4 separate regions of the Homo sapiens genome follow, and all the other regions are linked to region 3. The links are chromatin contacts, found by Hi-C or POLR2A ChIA-PET in ENCODE. All regions are on one chromosome and are shown on one strand. Each heading gives the region's core, a stretch centred on a gene start or an enhancer-like site at or near the end of the contact. The rest is flanking DNA. Distances are from core to core; before and after follow the strand shown.

Region 1 (2,700 bases), core at 179-2,678, 950 kb before region 3:
GGCTGGAAGATCATTTGAGGTCAGGAGTTCGACACCAGAATGGCCAACATGGTGAAACCCCATCTCTACTAAAAATACAAAAATTAGCTGGCTGTGGTGGTGCACCCCTGTAATCTCAGCTACTCGGGAGGCTGAAGCAGGAGAATCACTTGAACCTGGGAGGTGGAAAAATCATTTATCATTAAAAATTATATTTAGTGCCCAGAATGGTGGCTCAAGCCTGTAATCCCAGTACTTTAGGATGCTGATGTGGGAGGATCGCTTGAGCCCAGGAGTTCGAGATCAGCCTGGGCAACATGGAGAGATCTCATCTCTACAAATAATAATTTAAAAATAGCTAGGTGTGGTGGCAAATGTCTGTGGTTCCAGCTACTCCAGAGGCTAAAGTGGGGGAATCGTTTGAACCTAGGCAGTCCAGGCTACAGTGAGCCCTTATCACACCAGTGCACTCCAGCCTGGGTGACAGGGCAAGACCCTGTCTTTAAAAAAAAAAAAAAAAAGTATTTAATGTTATCATCCAACAATTCAATACAAACCTCCTTCAATTTTGATGAAAGCTGAGAATTGGAAATAATTTATATAAAGGTGTCATTTGGTCTCTGGCCCTTCCCCTTTTCCAACTCACAGGCACAGATACCTTTGGGGCTGGATTAGCATTTGCGTTGGGATCCACGGCGGGAAGGGTACAGGATGGGAACTGACAAAAACAGAGCCAAGCTGGTCGGGTCGGTGCCTACCCCAGAATTCGGGGACATTTCTAGATCCTGCAGGAAAGCGCGGGAGGGCCTGACTCAAGCTGGCCTGGCCCTGAGCGCATCTGCGCGCCCGAAGCCTGTCCCTGAGGCACGGAGAGAGCAGCTTTCGGGTTAAAAGGGCCCTGGGAAGAGATGGGGCGGGAAGGTGGTACCCGTTGGGCGCAGGCCAGGCTGCCAGGCCGCAGGGCTCTGTCCCGCGAAAGTCAGTAGGTCTTCCACTAAGGCAGAATTGTACTTTTACTCGACAGCGTGGAGAGGCCGCTCAGAACAGCAGCAGCGGAGGGGAAGTCAGCGCAGGTCACAGACGGTTTCACTCTCAGAGACTTGGCCTAGAACTTGGAGGCCCGCTGCTACAGCACGCTCGCCTCCAGGCCACCCACGCCCCCACCACCCGCACTGAGCCGTTATCTGCCTGACTGACATCTTGGCCAACCAATGACCTTTGGGGCTGCCAAAGCGCCTGCCTCCGAGAGTTGGGCGGGGCGAGTAGTTGCAATGACAAACATTTAACCCAATAGCGAGGAGATTTCAGACGCTACGGCCGCAATAACCAATGACAAGAAAGAATCCTTTCGAAAGGACGTGTCAGGCAACCAACGGCCGGTGCCGCTGCGGGGGTCCGGCGGCTTCCGTTCCGAGAGGGCGGGGCGGCGTCCCAAAACGGAAGGTGGTTGTCGTCCGTTCCCAAGCTGGTTTGAAACTAGGGGTCGGGCTCGGCCGTCGTCGTTGTTTGTCGCCGCATCCCCGCTTCCGGGTTAGGCCGTTCCTGCCCGCCCCCTCCTCTCCTCCCTTCGGACCCATAGATCTCAGGCTCGGCTCCCCGCCCGCCGCAGCCCACTGTTGACCCGGCCCGTACTGCGGCCCCGTGGCCACCATGTCCCTGCACGGCAAACGGAAGGAGATCTACAAGTATGAAGCGCCCTGGACAGTCTACGCGATGAACTGGAGTGTGCGGCCCGATAAGCGCTTTCGCTTGGCGCTGGGCAGCTTCGTGGAGGAGTACAACAACAAGGTGGGCCGGGCAGGGGCTCGGAACCCAGCTGGCGGGGAGCGGGCCCCGGGAGCGCCCTTTCCGGGCCGGAGCCCAGGCCTCAGAACCCTCTTGCGGACTCGCCCTAGGGCCACGGAGCGGTTCCTCTGTCTGGCCCTGTGCTGAAGGTTTCGTACTCGTTGTCTGTCTCCTTTAATCCAGGCAGCATTCTTGTGTAGTCGGCAGTGTAGTGGGGAAACTGAGGCACGGTTTTGTGACTTGCCTGGGTCAGGCAGCTATTTCGGGGTGGAAACAGGTCTTAAAACCGGGTTTACGCCCCAAAGATACTCCATTTATTCATCCCGTGCTCTCCACTCCTGCCGCATTGCTTTCGTTGGTGGGCGGGGAAGGGAAGAGAGAGTGATAGCTGTGAAGGAAAATGCAGGCGCTTCTATTGGTGGTCGTGCACTCCTGGCCACACTAGATTTCTATTAAGACGATCTATTGTACAAGCTTCCCCGCCCCCTACTCCCACCCCCCCCGGGTACTCATGGATCCTAGCCCTTCTGCCAGAATTACTGTTGCTCTTGCTTCCTGATATCCATTCTCTCTAAAGCAATCTCTTTGGAAATCTTGGCCTGTGGCATGATCCCGCCGTTGTTTCCTGAACACAGAAGGATGACAGGGCCTTATCTCTTGGCTTGTTTCGTGCTAGTACAGTTGTGTGACCTTTAGTAGTAAGTCTTGCTGGACATACATCAATTTGAGAATCCTTTATAGAAGCACGGTGTAGTAGGGGAGCTTTTAAACTGGCATTGCAACAAACTCATTTTTGAAAGTTGAATAAGTCAGTTGGAAGAATTTTCTTTCTTCCTTTTACTCAAAGTTGTGAATGATAGCGATCAGAGCAACTGAAAGCTGTGGCTAGTGATATTTAAAGCCACTACTCCTGCTTTATGCCATGAACATCAGATT
Region 2 (2,700 bases), core at 98-2,597, 870 kb before region 3:
CACTCAAGGCAAAGCCACCACTAAATGTTCTTAGTGGACAGTGGACAATGACATCTGAGGAAGATTATTCTGGAGCCTGACATATTACACTGGAACAGAGGCCGGAGAAAGGAGCCCACATTAATTGTGGTGGACTTGGAATCTGAAGATCTGAGTGTATAAAATGTTGAACAATGAAAAGGTTGGGGAAATTAATTATGGTGCCTTTAATTTTGAAACATCATGCAATCAGTACAATTGTTTTGGAAGGATATTTGGTGGCACGGGAAAACAGAATAAAATGTAAGCATACTACAAAACAATACAAAGCCATTTTTGTCAAACGCCTATCTAGGTAGGAAATAGATTATCTCTGGGGTGGGATCTTTTCTTTTTCATAGTTTTCTGCATTTTTCAATTTTCCTACAAAAAGCTCGTGTTGCTTTTATAAGAAAAAAGTTATTTTCTGAAAGAACCTCTGGCGGAACTCAGATTTCCAGGGACCCACATGCCAGCACTATCCCAGCCTCGGGTGTCTGAGGTACCTAGACCAGAGGGTGTGGCCCTGGAGGTGTGAGACAGGGAAAGCTGGGCTGGGCCGGCCGCCCCTGCCCGGGGCAAGAGCAGCGTCGGGACCGGAGGACCAGTCGGGGGATGGGGCCGCAGAGGTGGCCGCGCGCCGGGAAGTGCTCAGGCCAGACCCTCCCCACTCGTTACACGCCCTGTGCTGGGCACGGGGAGGAGCAGGACGCCACCCTCTGGAACCACCCAGATCGCTGGGGCCTCCGAGAACCCGGAGGGCGGAAGGCCTGAGGGCCCCCTGCAGCCGCCTACTCCTCACCCCAGCCCTAAAGTAGCCGGCGGGGAACTGCGCCAGCCCGCGCGCCCGCCGAGCCTTCGGTGACTGACGGGAGGTGGGAATGTGGGCGGAGCCTCACGCCGGAGCTGTGATTGGAACAACCAACACCTCCCAATCTCTCCCAAGAGAGGGAGACAGCACCAGAGAGGGATGCGCAGAGGCGGGGGCTTAGAGGCCTCTACGTGATTGGCTAACAGCGCAGGGAGCCGGGCGCTGTCCCGATGATTGGCAGGCGCTAGACAGCCCTCGGAAACCGCCTTGGCTTCGCCCATTGGCATCCTGTGAGAGTAGGCGGGATTGGTTCATCGTGTGGTGCTGATGATTAGCTGGCCGCTGAGAGTTAGGGTGTTGGGAGAGAGTTGGAGGGGGACGGCGGGGGCTGCCGACTTCCTTCTTGTTATTGGCTGGTGAGGTGGGTGGGGGTGGTGCGACGGCCCAGCGGCTGCCTGGGATTGGTGGGGGCCGGCGTGAGTGACAGACAGGGGGGCGAGCTGCGCGACCAGCGGTTTGTTTTTCGGAGCGTTCCTGAGGTGGAGAACGGTGGCCGGACGGAGAGACTGCGGGTCTGAGGGACTGGCGGGCGGGCGGGCCGAGCGGCGCCGCCGAGGCCGGGCTGGGCCGAGCCCAGGAGCGCCCGGGATGTAGCGGGCCACCCTGCCGATGCCACAGCGCCCGGCCGCGGGCGGAGCCGGAGCCGGAGCCTGGGGAGGCGGCGGGGGCCCAGAGCGCAGCCCGCGCCCCCCGCGCGGAGCCAGGCCCGCTGCCGTCCCCGCCGCCCGGGCCCCCGGCATGCAGCCCCGGCTGCGGAGGTGACACTCACGGACCTTAGCCACCGCCGCCGCCATCGCCACCATGGGTAAGTGTCGCCACCGCCCCGGCCTGTGCCCGCGCTGCTTCGCGACGCCCCGCCCCAGGCTGAGGGAGGAGGACCCTGGGCCACCGCCTGACAGGCATGGACAGCCCGCCCGGCCCGGGGCTGCGGACCGCCGGCCGGCCGGCCGCCCGCCCCGCTCGCGCGCCGCGGCCCGGGCGGGGGTTCTGGCTCCGCGGGGCGGCCCGGCCGGCAGAGCCCGCTCGGCAGCCCTCCTTCTGGGCGGCGCGGCGGGCGCATCCCGGGGAAGCGGCGGCGGGACCGAGGGCCCGTGCTCCGCGGGGCAGCCTGGTCCGAACGAGCCGGACCGCGAGCCCGAGGGCGGGGGAGCAAGAGCGCAGTGTGGGGCCCGGGCTGGAGGCTGCCGCAGGCCCAGCTGCTGTTGTGTCTTTTCCTTGATTTGCTTTTTTTTCCTGCCTGTGTCATTTCCTTCCCTTTGCTCACACAGGCCGGCCTGTGAGAGTTCCCGGGGCTTGCTCTCCAGCCCTGTGCGCGCCCCAGCGCAGGGGGGAGGGCGTGCGGGGCTCGGCTAGGAGGCGATTAAACTGGAGCTGTGATCAAGCGCGCGGTTGACAAATGCGTGCTGCACGCAGATTGCTGGGGGTCAGGAGTTGGTCGGATGCTGCCAGTTAGAATTCACATCCTACTTTTTGAAAAATCCCGTTGCAGGGGTTTAATCCATTATTTTTTTCTTGCGGTATCCCTGAAATTATGTAACTTTTGAAAGAAACATTTGCTACACAAAAGAATTTCTCTGAAATCACTTCCTTTTTGTCAGTATTTACAATTTCTACTGTGAAGATGTAATCTAAGGAAAGCTTTTAATGTCTTCCGCACGTAGCATTTGAGTTGAATTATATTCCATATCCTTTTTGGTAGTTTAGCAAATGACTACTGGACTAGACTAAGAAATAACATTTTAAACGTTCTTTACTTCTCCTGCCCAGACAGGTGTTGTGATACTGTTGTCACAAGTTTTGCAAAATATTTG
Region 3 (2,700 bases), core at 128-2,627:
TCTTGGTTCCTAATAACAACTAACCCAACTATTTGAATTTTTTTTTTTTAAGACGGAGTTTTGCTCTTGTCACCCAAGCTGGAGTGCAGTGGCGTGATCTCGGCTCACTGCAACCTCTGCCTCCTGGGTTCAAGCGATTCTCCTGCCTCAGCCTCCCAAGTAGCTGGGATTACAGGCGCTCGCCGTCACGGCCGGCTAATTTTTGTCTTTTTAGTAGAGACGGGGTTTCACCATGTTGGCCAGGCTAGTCTCGAACTCCTGACCTCAGGTGATCCACCCGCCTCTGCCTTGCAAAATGCTGGGATTACAGGCGTGAGCCACTGCGCCTGGCCTTGATTTATCCTATGATATACATGAAATAGTTTCAGAATTATAATTTCAACATTTTTACTTAGAATAAATCTAAGAAAAGTTCAAAATGTCTGTGTAGTTCCTTATGCACTTAGACTACATTGCACTAAATGACAGCACTGTGTTCAGAAGTTGCCCCGTGAAATTGAGAGCGTTCCCAGGTCCTTCGGACAGATTGTTTAAGGAACAGCAATGATTCCATGGACCAGTTTTCTCCAGGGTAGAGCACTGTTAATATATCCGACTACTTCAAAAAGATGAGAACTAACTAACTTCCTTGCATGGGAATACAGGGCCAGTTGCAATCCCCAAGATCCAGCAAGACTGCCTCGCCTTTCCACCCGACACCTGTTTTGAAGCATGAAATCGTGAAGCATACCGTGAAGAAGGTTCTCCCGTAGTTTCCCAGAAGTTTTTAATACGTTCTCAAGAAATGCTACTAGCTGTTCCTTACTCAGCTCTTTGTCTTGCAAGATTTCGCGTAGAGTTTCTGCAGAAACTAACCTGAAGGCACTGTCCCCGGGTAGCAAAGGGCCTGGTTTGTGGTGGAGGGCGTCCACCGGGAATACCTGCTCCCTGAACACCACCACCGAGGTCCACCATTCTGCGGCCAGGTTCTTCCGCAACTCTACGCCCAAGGGTCCGAAGCCGGGGTGGCACCCACTCAGAAGAGAATCCCGGCTAAGCTGCTGCTTGCTTCCACTTAGGAAATGCCTTCTCTGACAGATCTCTAACAGCGCCTCGCTTCCCTCTCCAGACCCGGGGGCTTCTGGGTGCTCGCCGTTCCCCTCGAGCTCCGCGTGCGACTTCACATGCCCTCCTTTGGGGCTACTCCTTTCCGTCAACAGCTCCGGCTGCCCCGCATCTACTCGACCCCCAAACCCAGACAACAGGCACCTGCAGACCTTATGGCAGGCCCTGACGGCTACACGAGAGCGCATCTCTCTCCGAAGTTAAAGAGCACACTCTCCCATCACTCAACGGATCCCAACAAGCCACCACTACCGTTAACAGAATCCGGAGAGGCCACGGCGCAGGCGCAACGGAGGTGAGCGTGCTTGCGGGCGGCAGGCCCCACCCCGGAAGCGCATGTCTGCGTTCCGGCCGCAGCCGTCCCCCGCCCACCATGGCGGACGCCGGCTCGGATGGTTCTCTGCTAGCTTGCCGTTCGCGTCGCGCCCCTCCCTTCAGATTGACTTTTTTCTTTCCTCGTAAGCACCAGTAAAGGTTATTCCCACCTATTTATAACCGTGGTGTAGCCACTTGAGTCACTTCCTTCTGCCACTGTTTTGCAGTCCAGAAAATTAAAATACTTCAGTATTATCCAAATCACCTTCTATATACACCTCAATCAAGCACTTGGACTAAATTTGGCATTTGGTTTCCCTTTAAACAGTTTTAGTCCTTTACGGTGATTTGTAAGCCCAGGCCTTCTTAACTAGGCAAATGCTGCCGCCAGGTGGCCTAGGCCTAACCCCAGAGCCGTTGTCTTGACGCTTAAGCTTCCGGGGAGGGGGGCGATAGGCTTCGTGACTAGGGTAGTGGTATGGTCACTTTAAATATTGCAGTGGCTTCCAAAGGGCAGTCCCCAGCCAGCAGCATCTGCCTCACCTGGGAATGCACTAGAAATAAACCAAGGGGCCCTGACATGTCTTAAACCCTCCTGGTGTCAGAGAAAACCACGTACGTGCAATTTCTTCCAGGGGCCCCTTCTATGGGTTCATCAAAACAATGAGACTTGTGACTGTTATTATTAAGAGACTCATGATTAAATTGCAGGTTTCTGATTTTGCAGTTTCTATTTAAATAGGTCGAGACCTTAAGACCTACCCAGAAAGTGGAAAAGTGGTATACCCAGACTGAGGAAGTTTGATTCCAAAGTCCATGATTTCTTATACCAGCCTCAGTTACGAAAACCTTTAAAGAGGTTCAGGGAAAAAGGAACAATCTACATTTCACTGTGAGACTACCAAACTACTACCTGATTAAGAGGGGTAACAGCTTAGCAATTGAGTTAATGTAATTCAGGAGTAAAGTTTTATCATTAGTAAAGTGCTGTACCAGGTTCAGGAAATAGTTCTTCTTTACAAGTGTATACAAGGGTTTAAAAAAAGGCCAGCTAGATAGTAATTAACTGCAAAGCTGGGTACTACTGCCAGGTGTTTTCCACATTCAGGAACTCACACCAGGTAAAAGGCCTATACGCAAATAAATAAAAAGAGAGAATGGGGAGAAAAATCACATTTATTAGTTAAGACGACCACAGGCTGGACACAACACACATGCTAAAAAGTGGACTGTCTTTTAAAACTTCCAAGGTAAATAGGTAAATGTTTTCCACAGCCCAAC
Region 4 (2,700 bases), core at 110-2,609, 680 kb after region 3:
GTGCACTCTGGCTGCTGTGGAATAAAGTATTAAGAAGAATAAAGAACTGCAATTCTCATGCATGCAGAGCCCCTTCCAGCCCTCCCCTCAGGCAGCCCCAGCATGCTGTGGTTTATCTGTCTGCAACATTTTCCACTGTCTGCGAGTCCCCTGTGTTCCCGGGTTAATCTGCCCTGAGAGAAGAGGGTTGCCAAGAGCATGAAGCATCTCCATGAAGACCTGGGAGTGCAGAGGCTTTGGATTTTTGTCTCACTTCAGAGAACTCATGGTGCCTGAGCTGGTTTGAAGAGAGGTCATTTTGAGAAGGAATCGATCCTTCTTTCTTTTTTTCTTTTCTATTCTTTTTTTTTGAGACGGAGTCCTGCTCTGTCACCCAGGCAGGAGTGCAGTGGCGTGATCTCGGCTCACTGCAACCTCCGCCTTCCGGGTTGAAGTAACTCCTTGCCTCAGCCTCCAGAGTAGCCGCGATTACAGGTGTGTTCCACCACGCCCAGCTAATTTTTTCATATTTTTAGTACAGACGGAGTTTCTCCATGTTGGCCAGGCTGGTCTTGAACTCCTGACCTCAGGTGATCCGCCCATCTTGGCCTCCCAAAGTGCTGGGATTACAGGCATGAACCACTGCGCCTGGCTATCAATCCTTCTTTTTAAACTTTTATTTTAGGTTCAGGGGTTACATTTCAGGTAAACTGCATGTCACCGGAGTTTGGTATATAGATTATCTTGTCACTCAGGAAATAAGCATAGTACTCATAGGTAGTTTTTCTATCCTCTCCCTCCTCCCACCCTCCACCCTCAAGTAGGCCTGGGTGTCTGTTGTTCCCTTCTTTGTGTCCTTGTGTACTCAATGTTCAGCTCCCACTTATAAGTGAGCCCATGTGGTATTTGGTTTTCTGTTCCTGCGTTAGTTCGCTTAAGACAATGATCTCTAGCTCCATCCATGTTGCTACAAAGAACATGATCTCATTTTTTTATGGCTGCATAGTATTCCATGGTATATATGTACCACATTTTCTTCATCCAGTCTACCAATGATGGGCATTTAGGTTGATCCCATGTCTTTGCTATTGTGAATAGTGCTGCAGTGAACATAGGCATGCATGTGTCTTTATGACGGAATGATTTATATCCCTTTGGGTATATACCTAGTAATGCGATTGCTGGGTCAATGGTAATTCTATTTTAAGTTCTTTGAGAAATCACCACACTGCTTTCTACAATGGCTGAACTAATTTCATTCCCACCAGAAGCATATAAGCTTCCCTTTTCTCCTTGCCAGCATCTGTTATTTTTTGACTTTTTGATAATAGCCATTCTGACTAGTGTGAGATGTTATCTCATTGTGGTTTTGATTTGCATTTCGAGAATGAGTAAATTCTTGAGAAGATGTATCTGTTTTCCCCAAATAGAGGCAAGTAACCGTCAACCATAAGGAGGAAAGTCATTAGGTTGGCAGGTGTCTCGGGCCCTGGGTGGCCCACTCCCACTGGCTAATGGCAGCTGGGAGGGACTGGCCAGGGGCCGGGACCACACTCTAGAAGTGAGTCCTCTTTTAGCTCCAATACCTTGAGGCATACGGAACCCCCAACTCCTGCACCCCAGGAGGTGATGGGGGCAGGGGCCGCTCATGGCAGGATCACTGCCATCATTTAGGGATGAGGGCAGTGTCGGGTGCTGAAGAGACCCTTGACATTGGCCTGAGCCCCAGCTCTGCCACTTCCGGTCCATGTGATCTTGGGCAAGCTCTTTCTTGAGCCACAGTCTCAGTTTCCTCATCTCTAACAGGGGAAGCATGCTAGTTCCTTCATCAGAGGATTAAGCAGGATCACTTATGTGTAGTGTCTAGAATGCTAATCAACACGTAGAGACACTCCACACACAGCTGGTATTATTCTAAATGTTGTCATGCTATGAGAGAGAATTTATGGGACTTGTAGACCTCAGACTCCATGTTAGGGTGCTGTACCTAGCCAATTTCCTCTTCTGCCTTTTCACCTTCTCATACTTCTCCCCTGGTTAGAGGTGGAAGGAGGGGTTACATGCCAATTTCAACCTCTCTGCCTACTCCAATAAGCAGCTGCTCAGAACCTCAGTCTACACTGGCGAGTATACAGATCTTTTGGTAAAAGGCAGAAATATGGCCTCCCAGTATAAAATACTGTGCTCTGCAGAGGTGCTCAGCCTGGAGCCCTCACACACCATATGCTCCCGCCAATAGGGGACAAACTTCTTTCTTCTTGTGGCTTCTGTGTGACCATGCCTAGCTGAGGGAAGGGAAGGGGCTGATGTTTGCTGACAGCTCCCTGCGTGCCAGGCATGGACCTGAGTGCGCCACCCTTTGTAACGGCTCAGCTAAGACTCACTACTGCGTTAGAAGGTAGATGGCCACGTTGACCTCCGTTTCACGGTTGAGAAAGCAGGCCGAGAGAGAGGGTGGCTCCCCCAAGGACACACAGCTGAGAAGTGGTGAAGCCAGGATCTGAACCTCAGCTGATGGCCGCCAGAGCCCACTCCACATCCTGCCTGATGTTTTCTAATGTCCTTATTGTGGCTTTTAGAAGTTTTTCTGCATTTCCTGAAGTCCATTAACAGAGACAATGTCAGTTTCCTTTTTCACATGAAGAAAACAAAATAGAGAGACATAGCCGTTTGCCCAAGGTGACCCAGCCAGGATTCAGTTACGTGTTTCCAGTTCTGTAG

What was found. Hi-C counts contacts between places; a loop is a spot of excess contacts on that map. ChIA-PET counts read pairs that join two places held with the same protein, here RNA polymerase II (POLR2A). Pooled maps may share reads with other maps.
Region 1: a loop to region 3 is called in a map with no recorded cell type, with 6 times the contacts of the local background. The contact joins the promoter of DCAF7 here to the promoter of POLG2 in region 3. A Hi-C loop is called at or near these places in 2 of 168 maps with a recorded cell type or tissue (B cell and naive thymus-derived CD4-positive, alpha-beta T cell), 4 of 37 single-sample maps with no recorded cell type and 10 of 50 pooled maps.
Region 2: a loop to region 3 is called in a pooled map, with 10 times the contacts of the local background. The contact joins the promoter of MAP3K3 here to the promoter of POLG2 in region 3. A Hi-C loop is called at or near these places in 2 of 168 maps with a recorded cell type or tissue (CD4-positive, alpha-beta T cell and naive thymus-derived CD4-positive, alpha-beta T cell), 2 of 37 single-sample maps with no recorded cell type and 11 of 50 pooled maps. POLR2A ChIA-PET finds 5 or more read pairs at or near these places in 3 of 52 experiments (A673, CD4-positive, alpha-beta T cell and activated B cell).
Region 4: a loop to region 3 is called in a pooled map, with 4 times the contacts of the local background. The contact joins the enhancer-like site here to the promoter of POLG2 in region 3. A Hi-C loop is called at or near these places in 5 of 37 single-sample maps with no recorded cell type and 5 of 50 pooled maps. POLR2A ChIA-PET finds 5 or more read pairs at or near these places in 2 of 52 experiments (IMR-90 and activated CD4-positive, alpha-beta T cell).

Annotation. Positions count from the first base shown.
Region 1 is chr17:63,549,049-63,551,748 of GRCh38, forward strand. DCAF7 (DDB1 and CUL4 associated factor 7) reads left to right here and starts at 1,429. Exons shown (of 7, transcript NM_005828.5): 1 at 1,429-1,767. The coding sequence starts at 1,630. RefSeq lists enhancers at 359-1,343, 643-1,032, 1,473-1,552 and silencers at 1,703-1,752, 1,773-1,922.
Region 2 is chr17:63,621,070-63,623,769 of GRCh38, forward strand. MAP3K3 (mitogen-activated protein kinase kinase kinase 3) reads left to right here and starts at 1,348. Exons shown (of 16, transcript NM_002401.5): 1 at 1,348-1,694. The coding sequence starts at 1,691. RefSeq lists silencers at 589-658, 1,269-1,658, 1,749-1,808, 2,049-2,098.
Region 3 is chr17:64,495,677-64,498,376 of GRCh38, forward strand. POLG2 (DNA polymerase gamma 2, accessory subunit) reads right to left here and starts at 1,378. Exons shown (of 8, transcript NM_007215.4): 1 at 731-1,378. The coding sequence starts at 1,292. It overlaps DDX5 (DEAD-box helicase 5), which reads right to left. Exons shown (of 13, transcript NM_004396.5): 13 at 2,578-2,700. It also overlaps a transcript of MILR1 not described here. RefSeq lists enhancers at 555-1,414, 1,066-1,135, 1,516-1,655.
Region 4 is chr17:65,180,017-65,182,716 of GRCh38, forward strand. The region is part of intron 9 of RGS9 (regulator of G protein signaling 9); the gene reads left to right. Among named protein-coding and RNA genes, the nearest start is that of RGS9, 44 kb to the left of the region's middle. RefSeq lists an enhancer at 1,269-1,318. Within about 2 kb of position 1,360, at least 4 of the 41 ENCODE cell types and tissues checked have a DNase peak (open chromatin) inside an H3K27ac peak, as active enhancers do.